2 separate regions of the Homo sapiens genome follow, and region 2 is linked to region 1. A link is a contact called in ENCODE Hi-C or POLR2A ChIA-PET data. All regions are on one chromosome and are shown on one strand. The core of a region is the stretch at or near the end of the contact, and the rest is flanking DNA. Distances in the headings are between cores, read along the strand shown. Region 1 holds the start of LINC01132 (long intergenic non-protein coding RNA 1132). Region 2 overlaps ARID4B (AT-rich interaction domain 4B).

Region 1 (5,085 bases), core at 1,031-3,530:
TGGGTAGCTGCTCCAGCAGACTCTAGGAGGCTGCTCCTGTGTCTGATGTGAGAGATCCACTTGCCCTTGGTTTTGAGTCGCAGGTTAAGGAAAGGGGACAACCGCCATATCAAGTTCTACTTCCAAACCTGAGCCTCTTCTGAAGAAACTGAAGTTCGTTTTTGGATCAATTCTGCCCAGCAACAAGTTTTTATTTGTACTGCCTCAACAACCTGAGGCAAAAGTGTGCCCCTGTCTGGCCTCCAGCTCCCAGTATCCCCTGGCTCTGCCAACCTCTGGGGACCCCAAGCCTGTGGGTCCTGTTTGTATGGGAACTGGTACACGTTTCTCCCCTCCTCTGCTCCTTTCAGCTCTCCTCGGCCATGTCCTCAGCACAGGTGTCAGCCAGGGTGTGTGGGGCCCGGGGAGGCAGGGAAGGACTGGGCATTCCAGCCAGCAAGGGCGGGAATGGGTCTGCTTCGCAACATCCCCAAAGGAGGTCAACCAAGTCCCCTTGCCCTCACTCCAGTAGGGCCCTCTTTGCTTTAACTTAGTGCATACCCAACTCTGAGCTGGGAATGCCTCCTGAGAAAGGCAGCCAAGGCCTGTGATAACAGCAGGGAGGAGCATGAGGAGGGATTTCTGGGGTCCATCTCTTACTCACCCATGTTTCCCTCCACGACCTTGACCCTCCTGGTGGCTCTGTCCTCTCCCTGGACATGGGACACAATCATGTACACTCTGGAAAGGCCAAGGAGGGCTGTTCAGAGGGCCAGCTGTGGTCCATCTGAAGGTGACAATTTGCCAATTTGTTTTACAGGAAGGCTGCCATGGGCCTCACAATAGCAGTCCCTGCTTCCGCCTTTCTGTCATCTTCCAACTAAAGAGGCCAGGAAATGGCCGAGTCAGCTCCTGCTGCAGCACCTCCTAGAATCAGAAAAGGCCTTTCCGAGAATCTTGCTGAACCCTGAGGGTGAGGAGTGTCAGATTTTGCAGCGGGGGGAAGCTGGCAGTGGAGCCTCCACTTCTAAGTAACCTTTGCTTCGGAAACCTGCCAACTCTCTGCCTGGAGACTTGCCTTTGATCACGACTTGTCACCTTTCAGGAGATGTTCCACTTTCTAAGCAGGTGAAAAATGAACCTGATTAAAAATAGGGAACTGGACTCTTCACAGAGTCCCCCTGTAAAGCCAAACTACTGGCTACACCTCCAAGGGGGAAAAGGGAACATCCCTGTCCCTCAGGTCCCAGGGCTCCGTGGGACCCAGGACCCCCGAACAGCCTGCAACCCTACGACGACGGCCTGGCCATGCTCCAGCAGCAGGCAGAGGCTTGGGCCACAGCCACGTACTGGCTCCTGCTCGCTGGGTTCACCTTGGTGACCAGAGGGCACTGTGACCGCCCATTCTCCTCCCTCCCTTCCTCCTCCCCTCAGTGCTTTATGGACCTGAGTTTCTGGAGCTTTCTCAAAACCGTGGACACGTTCCCAGTGGAAATCATGACATTTTCCGTTTCACATTACGCACTCCACAATGCCCCAGGAAGGGAGAGAGAGAGGGAAGGAAAATAGGGCCTGGGAGCCAGCCCCTCTCTGTCTGCAGCCAGGGCTGCTCGCTGCTCTGTTTATCCTGGAGTCACCTCCCTCCCGAACTTGACAGCCAGTGCCCCAGTGTTTTCTTCTGCAGTCAAAGGCCCCGATGAATAGGTGAACTGCCTTTTCTATCTGCTCATGTGGCACATCTGGATAAAGGCGTGCCTCTCTACTTTGTTGTGTTTTTTTAAAACTTTACTTTCCACTGCCATGGTAACTGCTGCATGTTTGGCAGAGGGAAAGAGGAAAAAAAAAAAAAGCTCGGAGAGAAGAAAAGGAGCTCTCAGCGCGGGGCTGGCGGCCGTCCAGGGTAATCATGCCGCAGAGCTGAAATGAGGCCTCTGGCGGGCAGCCAAGTTACAAAGAACAAAGCTGTCAGTTCCTAATGTTGGCGGCAATGCTTGTTTGGCACCCTTATATGGTTTCCCAGAACTCCCTGCCTTGGCCGCCTTCCATTCCCTTCAGGGCAGCAAACAGGATTAGCACAGCTCCGAGTTGTTTTTCTCCTCTCTCCTCCAACTGTTCCAATGACATCATCCCTGCTGCATTCATTTGCCAGCAGGGTGGTTTTTTTCTCTCTCTCTCCACCTCCCTCCTCCCTTCCTCCCTCCCTCTCCCTCCATTTCTCTCTCTCTCTCTCTCTCACACACACATCTCTACTCCCACTCACTTCCTGTAGCCTCCCCCTCGCCTCTGACTTTCTTTAAATGCAATGTTTTAGGTCATTCTTCTTGTCCAGCTTCTCTGTTAAATTAAAAACACCCTAGTGCTTGTACATTTAGCTGAATCAAGCCAGACGCTGTATTTTATTTTTATAACTGAATTCCTGTGAGATAAAAATCTCATTTTCCTTAGTAGGCTGTAATCAGCACTCACAGGGATGTGGTTTCCAACTGCCCCAGCTCGTGCTTCCTTATGAAGCTCCGCTGAGAAATGAACTTGGCTCCTGTTCAGGTTTAAAGGGCCCGAGGCCGGTCACACATTGCTCACTCATACACACACACACACACACACACACACACACACACACACAGAGGATGTGCACACAAAGACCATTATACATGTATGCACACACACATGGACACACGTTCTTGTCCAGGGAAGCCCCTACGGTTCCACACACGAAGAGCAAAAAAGTATTCCCTGAGACAGACAGACACACAATCAGTACCCAGTGTCATTCTTCCCCTTTCCAGGAGGAAAATAGGTGAATAAGTCAAGCTGAAAGCTGCTTCCGAAAAGACTGTTTTAAACTAGCAGGCAGGCCAGCGTTATGCAACTCATGGCTAGGTTCATTAAAGGAATCGAGGTTTGCCGACTGCACAAATGTTCCCCTGCCTGCCTCCGCCCCAGCCCCTCCACCCCACCCTGCTCTGATTCATGAACTAGTTTTCAGATTCATGAATCACTCGGGAGCCAGCAAGAGAAAAATGAGTAGTATTGATCTCATTTCAATTGAAATGGGCTCATTAAGGCCATGCTGGCTGTGGACGGCCTTGCACGACAAGACGCTGGCCGGCGTCCGAGGTCTGCAGGCGGGCGCCCGAGCCTGCGGGTGGGACAGGACTCCTTGGGTGAAGCCTCCGCGGAGGGTGCCCCTTCTTATTATTATTAAATGGACACAATATGATCTACTGGTACAAGGGACTCTGGCTGCACTCCGCAGCCCTCGTTGGGCAGGCCGGTTTTCTTCTTTTTGTGTGGCCCGTTTATTTTGTTATTTTTTTTCACAGTTAATGGAATCTCAGTGCAGTTTCGCTCCTGGATTTCTGGTGACTCTTAAGGACTACCTGAAGTAGGAATTCACCTTCTGAAACAACTGGCATATCTTGGGGTTTGTTTGTTTTAACGCAAACAAGGAGCTTTTTACTCTTCTCCCTCCAGACCTCTGCCTTGCCACCCTCCTTGTACCGTCTTCAGCGAGAAGGACTAGGGGCTAGGAACCATCTAGACTTGGAGTAATCTAATTTATGTGGGGAAAATTTCTCCACCAACTGGATGGCTGCCTTCACGTGGACACCGGTTTTATAAAACCACTCTTTCCCTTCCCAAATGAGAATAATGGTTGAGGAAGCAGCAACAGAGCCTGGGTGCAGAGACATCACAGAGGGAGGCGTTAGGCCCCTGGGGCAGATGTCGCAGAGGCCGCCCACGAAGGAGCTCTCTTCTCTCCCACTGCCTTTCCTCTCCCCACTTGAGTTCCAGCTCCCTCTTGACACGAGCTCCCCTCCCCTTTCCAGCCCTTCGCCTTACACTTGTCCTCATGTCTGGGGAATCTTTTCCTCTTCCTCTCTACAACACCGGTTGGGCACCGTGTGTGAGCAGATCAGGAGAGGCTATTAGCTTTGATTTGCAGCTTCCAAATGGATTTTTGCATGGTTTCTTCCTCCAGCTCCTTCCACCCCCACGCCAGCCCTGGGAGATTAAAAACAATGGACTGGACACATGCTTTTCAGAAAACCCAAAAAGCTGTCAACCAACACCACAGAAGGATTCCATCCTAAGAGGCATACTTTTGGATCCAAGAGTTTAGAAATGAGATTCTTATCCATTGACTTCAGAGACACCGTCATGCATTAGACGCATTTCCCTTGGCAGGGATTCGACGAAGTGACCTTACTCCCCTTTGTTCCTGCAGTGCCCGGAGAAACTGGGAATGACCCAAAGAAGGAAAAGGAAGGTGTGTTTGTGTGAATTTCAATCAGCAATTGGTTCAGAGTCAAGAAGAGCTGTTTTGCCTTCCGTGAGGTCTGTCTGAAGGTGCCTTTCAGCTCTGAGCTGCCCGAGCATTCTTGGGCTGAATCTGCAGTCAACCGGAGCCCTAGGCCTGCCGCTCCCCCGTGGGTTAAAATCACTCCCACAGATTTGCTGGCTGGCCTTAGAGCAAATGGGGATAGTGGGTTGGCTCAGGTTTTGCATTAACTCGTCTGATATTTTCCACTGCAGCCTCCCATTCTGTGATAAAGCTAAGTTGCTAGGAAAGCTTTATGTAACACCCACCCAGCCTCAGCTTCTCAGAGAAGCAAGTGTTGTTTCCAGAGTTCCCCATAAACCTGGCAGCACATCAAAACCTCTGTTTCATAACAGACTAGAAATAGGATTTTCTAATAACATTCCAAGGACTGGACTTATCGTGCAGGGATCTGCACTTTTATGAATTGTTAATGGTTAACTAAACAAAGACCCCCAGCATACCCAACCTGCTATCTCTGGGGTCAGGATGGGAAGGGAAGTTGGAAGAATGTGGTTTCTACATCCACAATCTGTTGGTTAGTGACCCAGGGCCCTTTTCAAAGAATTTGCTCAATAATCTCAAACATATTGGAGGATCTTATTCATGTTTTTAAAAAAGAAAAAACTACCTCCTTCCTGCTTCTCCCTTCATTCATGGAGAATGTGGTTTCCTTTTATTTTGTTGCCAGACACACTGACAGTTATGGATTTAACCCCCAGCTTTCCTCTGGGAGAGGGCAGCTTTCTTCCAGACACACCTAGATTTGGGGGATCCAAATATCT
Region 2 (5,085 bases), core at 1,344-3,843, 550 kb before region 1:
TCTAGTAGATTCTCTCTTCACCATTTTCTTAGGGAAAATGGATTGGCAAGGGAAATGCTAGACTATTTTAAGGGATTTATTGGCTTTTCTGTCCCACTGGGAATGCTTATAGGAGGGGATGCCATGAAATGTTTTTCATGATCTCAGTGGGGATCAGAAAATTCCAGCAGAACGGAGGCTAGGTGGGCATGGTTAACACATTTAGGTAGGAGGGCATGTTTGATAATGAAATTCTGAAAATGTTTGCATGTGCATTGAGATCCCTAGGTAGATAAGTAACCTAGTAACTTATTTGATTGGTATAGTTTTTTAAAACTCCAGGTCTGATGATAATCTAATATAAACTATTCTATTGAATGCTTTGAAATTGAGTCTGTTTAGTTCTGAGAGGCCATTGAAAGAAGGCAAGACCGAGTATCCTGGAAGGCCTGTTACATACCCCTGTATGTAGCATGGCCCTTTCTACTTGCCTTTGCTAATGATACTTTGTGTGTGTACATTTACTTAAATAGCTGTGCAGTGGGATAGGGGAATAATACTCAGGTTTTAAAATCTGATTTTGGCTCTGACTTAACCATTAATTACTGGTGACTCAAAAGAATACCACTGTGACCTACCAGTAAGAGTAGGTGCATATGGAGAGTCAGGAAATAGCATTTTGATAGAGTTTTGACTTAAATATGTTTCCTTACACTCATCTTGAAATTGTTTCTTATGGTCCTAAGTGAATAGTTGGAATAGATATCCTCAGCAACTAATAGAATCTCCATTTAGTGTGAGGTAGTATGGAAGGAATGGCCAAGAAAAGCCATTTAGTGCCACCATTAAAATCCTGAAAGATGCTGGGCAAGGTCATCAGGAGAAAAATGTAAAACAAAACCAATGAAACACACACACACACACACACACACACACACACACACACACACACACAATATAAGGCATTAAAAATGGTCTCATTTACATTATTATTATTATTTTTTTTTTTTTTTGAGACGGAGTCTCGCTGTCGCCCAGGCTGGAGTGCAGTGGCGGGATCTCGGCTCACTGCAAGCTCCGCCTCCCGGGTTCACGCCATTCTCCTGCCTCAGCCTCCCGAGTAGCTGGGATTACAGGCGTGCGCCACCATGCCAGGCTAATTTTGTATTTTTAGTAGAGACCGGGTTTCACTATGTTGGTCAGGCTGGTCTTGAACTTCTGACCTCAGGTGATCTACCCTTCTCAGCCTCCCATAGTGCTGGGATTACACTGCACCCAGCCTCTAAAATCTTTTTTAAATTTTAGAGAGAGAGTCTCTCTCTGCCACCCAAACTGAAGTGCAGTGGCACGATCATGTCTTGTTGCACCTTTGGCCTCCTGAGCTCAAGTGATCTTCTCACCTCAGCCCCCTGAATGGTTGGGACCATAGGCGTGTGCCACTGAGCCCAGATAATTTTTTTATTTTTTATAGAGCCATGTCTTCCTTTGTTGCTCAGGGTTTTTCTTGGCAAAAGCATATTGCCAGAACATATCTTTTTTTTTTTTTTTTCGGAGATGGTGTTTTGCTCCATCACCTAGGCTTGATTGCAGTGCACAATCTCGACTCACTGCAATCTCCACCTCCCGGGTTCAAGCGATTCTCCTGCCTCAGCCTCCCGAGTAGCTGGGATTACAGGCACCCGCTACCACTCCCAGCTAATTTTTTGTATTTTTAGTAGAGATGAGGTTTCACCATGTTGGCCAGGCTGGTCTCAAACTCCTGACTTCAGGTGATCCCCCCTGCTTCGGCCTCCCAAAGTGCTGGGATTATAGGCATGAGCCACCGCGCCTGGCCAACATCTCTTTTTTAAGAGAAATAACTTGTAATTTCTTTCTTTCCTTTTTTAAAGAGACAGGGTCTTGCTGTGTCTCCCAGACTGGAGTGCAGTGGTGTGATCATAGCTCAATACAGCCTTGAACTTCTGGGCTCAAGCAATCCTACTGCCTCAGCCTCACAAGTAGCTAGGACTACAGATGTGCACCACCATGACAATTAGTATTCTTGCTTTATTTTTTCTTTTTATTTGATAAGAAGTTTATAACTTTGAAAAATATGAGTAGAAATGTAAGAGTCTGTTGAAGATGTAAACTATTGTTTTTTAAAAAGTGTAAATATATTTTTAATAAGATTGTAGGGCCAGACGCATCTGGTAAGGGCTTAAAAGCTGATTTTTAAAAATTGATAGCCAGAGGTTATATCTTACTAATGTTTGCTAATGCTACTAATTAGCGTTAGTTTGCTAATGCTACTAATGTTATAATAATGATCTGATGACCTCAAATAGCTTTTCAAAAAAAAAATCTTTTTTTTTTTTTTTTTGCTTCGTATGTTCACATTTCATTATTTCTTACTGGTCAAGATTTTTTTTCTTTTTTTGAAAGTCTCTGTCTGTCACCTAGGCTGGAGTGCAATGGTGTGATCACAGCTTGCTGCAGCCTCTACTCCCCAGGCTCAAGTGATCCTTCTGCCTCAGCCCCCTCACTAGCTAGGAGCCACAGGTGTGTGCTACCACGCCTGGCTAAGTTTTTGATATTTTGTAGAGATGAGGTTTTGCCGTGTTGTCCCGGCTGGTCTTGAACTCCTGGGCTCAAGCAGTCCTCCCACCTTGGCCTTCCAGCGTGTTGGGATTACAGGCGTGAGCCACTGTGCCCAGCCCAGGATTTTTGTATATTTTGACAGTTTAGCTTAAAAATGTAAACTGGAATTGGTTTAATATTTGTCTAGATGTGATCTAAGTTCTGAATATCCCAGGGCATTGTGGGTGCTCAATTAATGTTTGTGGAATTGTAACTGTATTTGATATTATTTCTATTTTGATAATAGGCATCTGATGGGTTTAATTAAAGCTATTTTGGTTATGGGTAATAGAACCCATTTCAGGTGATGAAAAGCAGAAAAGAGAATCTATTATAAGGGTACAGAGCATCTCATGGTACCCAAAGAGGGGAACTCCAGTTTGGCTTGAGGAGGCAGTTGGAAAGCTAGCAGGAACTAAGGCTAGCTATTCTCTCAGTCACTCAGAGAACCCACAGTTTCTTATGTGCACTTTTTCCCCCTCTGCATCTGTTTTATTTCTTACTTCCTCTCAGCAGACTGGTTTTCTCTACTTCTCCCTGTGCATGCCAGAAAATGGCTACCATAGGCTGCATCACATCCTTTCTCTACCGGCTAATTGGTTAACCTAGCTTTAACTTCATAGCAGAGTAAAACCGATCGGCCCAGTTTGGATCAGGTGGCTAGCAGTCTAATGAATTACTTGTTGGCAAAGCATATTGCCAGAACATATCTCTTTGTTAAGAGAAATAACTTGTAATTGATACTTGTCATGTTAGTGACTTAGTCTTTGTAAAGCTGTGTGGGCTTCTTTGTCGTAAAAATTTGGTCATCTGTAAGATAGTTTGTCCTTATTTTACTTATTAAAATATGATTTGTTGGGTCCCTCATATGTGCATAGTCATTGAATAGGCAGAGCGGTCTGCGCGCGTGCACACACACACACACACACACACACACACAAAATTAGGCCTAGTGTTGGATTTTCCTACTCTTACCATTGTGCCTGTTTTTAGTATGCATTTGATTTAGCACATGATAATCATAATTCAAAGATAAGTCTGCAGCAGACTTAACATTTATATATAGAGTGTTTTTAAGGCAGAAGGTATTATTTACCCTCTTTTTAGAAGTGGAGAAACTGAGAATCAGGGAGTAAAAATCAGTCAACTAATAGGTTGCAGATCGTAGCCATAGCTGAGTTGAGATATTCTTTACACAAATTATGGCCTTATTCTTCTATATCCTTTTACCTCTATGTGAGTGTATATCAAACTGGACTTCTCCGAAATTCTCTTTGGCCTAGTTTGCAAGTTCTCTGTGTAGAATAAAAAATTACATTTTTAATTGATTATTTTTATCAAGTAATACATGCAAATGACACTAAATTCAAAAGGTATATACTTTATTATTGTTTTATCTTGAGTTTCTTCCATTTCATTTCATACAGAGAGCTAAAAAGATTTAATATAAACATTTTCTGGGTCATTTGTACATCTGGATAGCAGAGAACTATTAGGTTGGTGCAAAAGTAATTGTGGTTTTGCAATTACTTTTATTTTTATTTATTTATTTATTATTTTTGAGTCGGAGTCTCACTGTCACCCAGGCTGGAGTGCAGTGGTGTAATCTCAGCTCACTGCAACCTCCACCTCCCGGGCTCAAGTGATTCTCTCTGCCTCAACCTCCCAAGTAGCCTCCCAAGCCACCACCACGCCCAGCTAATTTTTTTTTTTTGTATTTTAGTAGCTTTTTTGTATTTCACCATGTTGCCCAGAGTGGTCTTGAACTCTTGAGCTCAGGTGATCCACCTGCCTTGGCCTCCCAAAGTGCTGGGATTACAGGTGTGAGCCACTGTGCCTGGCATGCAATTACTTTTAATGGCAAAGACCACAATTAGTTTTGCACCAAACTAGTATAATTTCAGTTTCTGCAATTACTTTTTATGTTTTACAACCAGCGTTCATAGTGAGTAGTATTACTTCGCTTGTTGCAGGTTTGATTATAAAACAACGGAGATGGAGTTCACAGTAAGTGATATGTTCCTACATCATGAGGCAACATTGATCTCTCCAGCAAAGGTTTTGTACTAGTTTACATAGGGAAAAGTGGTGGGAGAATTGATTCGTTACACTGTGCTCAATATTAAAAGCATGCTAGTCCAAAGTAGTCTGTGCCATATTTGTGTTTTGAGTGTGTAGTTGTAGCAGAATATCATCCATCATATTGAATTAATGTTCTTACTTGAATTTCATTGATTTTGTTGGTTTGTGGAATTTAGTTTGCAGATTTGGTTTTATACTTGTACAGTTCCGTAAGAATAAATAATTCTTAGCTACTATATGACTACATTTTATCAGGTACAAGTATACATTTTCTACATTTTAACATCTCTGAAATCAGGATGCATTTAGCAGTCAATTGATGGTATATCGTAGTTTAATTGGCAGCTTTTTTCTTTTTTAGTGGTAGGTGTGGTTTACAATTAGTGACTTAAATTAGATGAAATATGG

The links. Hi-C counts contacts between places; a loop is a spot of excess contacts on that map. ChIA-PET counts read pairs that join two places held with the same protein, here RNA polymerase II (POLR2A). Pooled maps may share reads with other maps.
Region 2: a pooled map shows a loop between it and region 1 (3-fold over the local background). The contact joins the enhancer-like site here to the promoter of LINC01132 in region 1. A Hi-C loop is called at or near these places in 1 of 50 pooled maps. POLR2A ChIA-PET finds 5 or more read pairs at or near these places in 3 of 52 experiments (Panc1, WTC11 and activated naive CD4-positive, alpha-beta T cell).

Annotation. Positions count from the first base shown.
Region 1 is chr1:234,721,237-234,726,321 of GRCh38, reverse strand. LINC01132 (long intergenic non-protein coding RNA 1132) reads right to left here and starts at 2,280. Exons shown (of 3, transcript NR_038856.1): 1 at 2,240-2,280; 2 at 644-1,099. RefSeq lists enhancers at 1-246, 810-1,373, 1,374-1,936, 2,501-3,063.
Region 2 is chr1:235,273,444-235,278,528 of GRCh38, reverse strand. All of the region lies in intron 2 of ARID4B (AT-rich interaction domain 4B), which reads left to right. Among named protein-coding and RNA genes, the nearest start is that of ARID4B, 52 kb to the left of the region's middle. Within about 2 kb of position 2,593, at least 7 of the 41 ENCODE cell types and tissues checked have a DNase peak (open chromatin) inside an H3K27ac peak, as active enhancers do.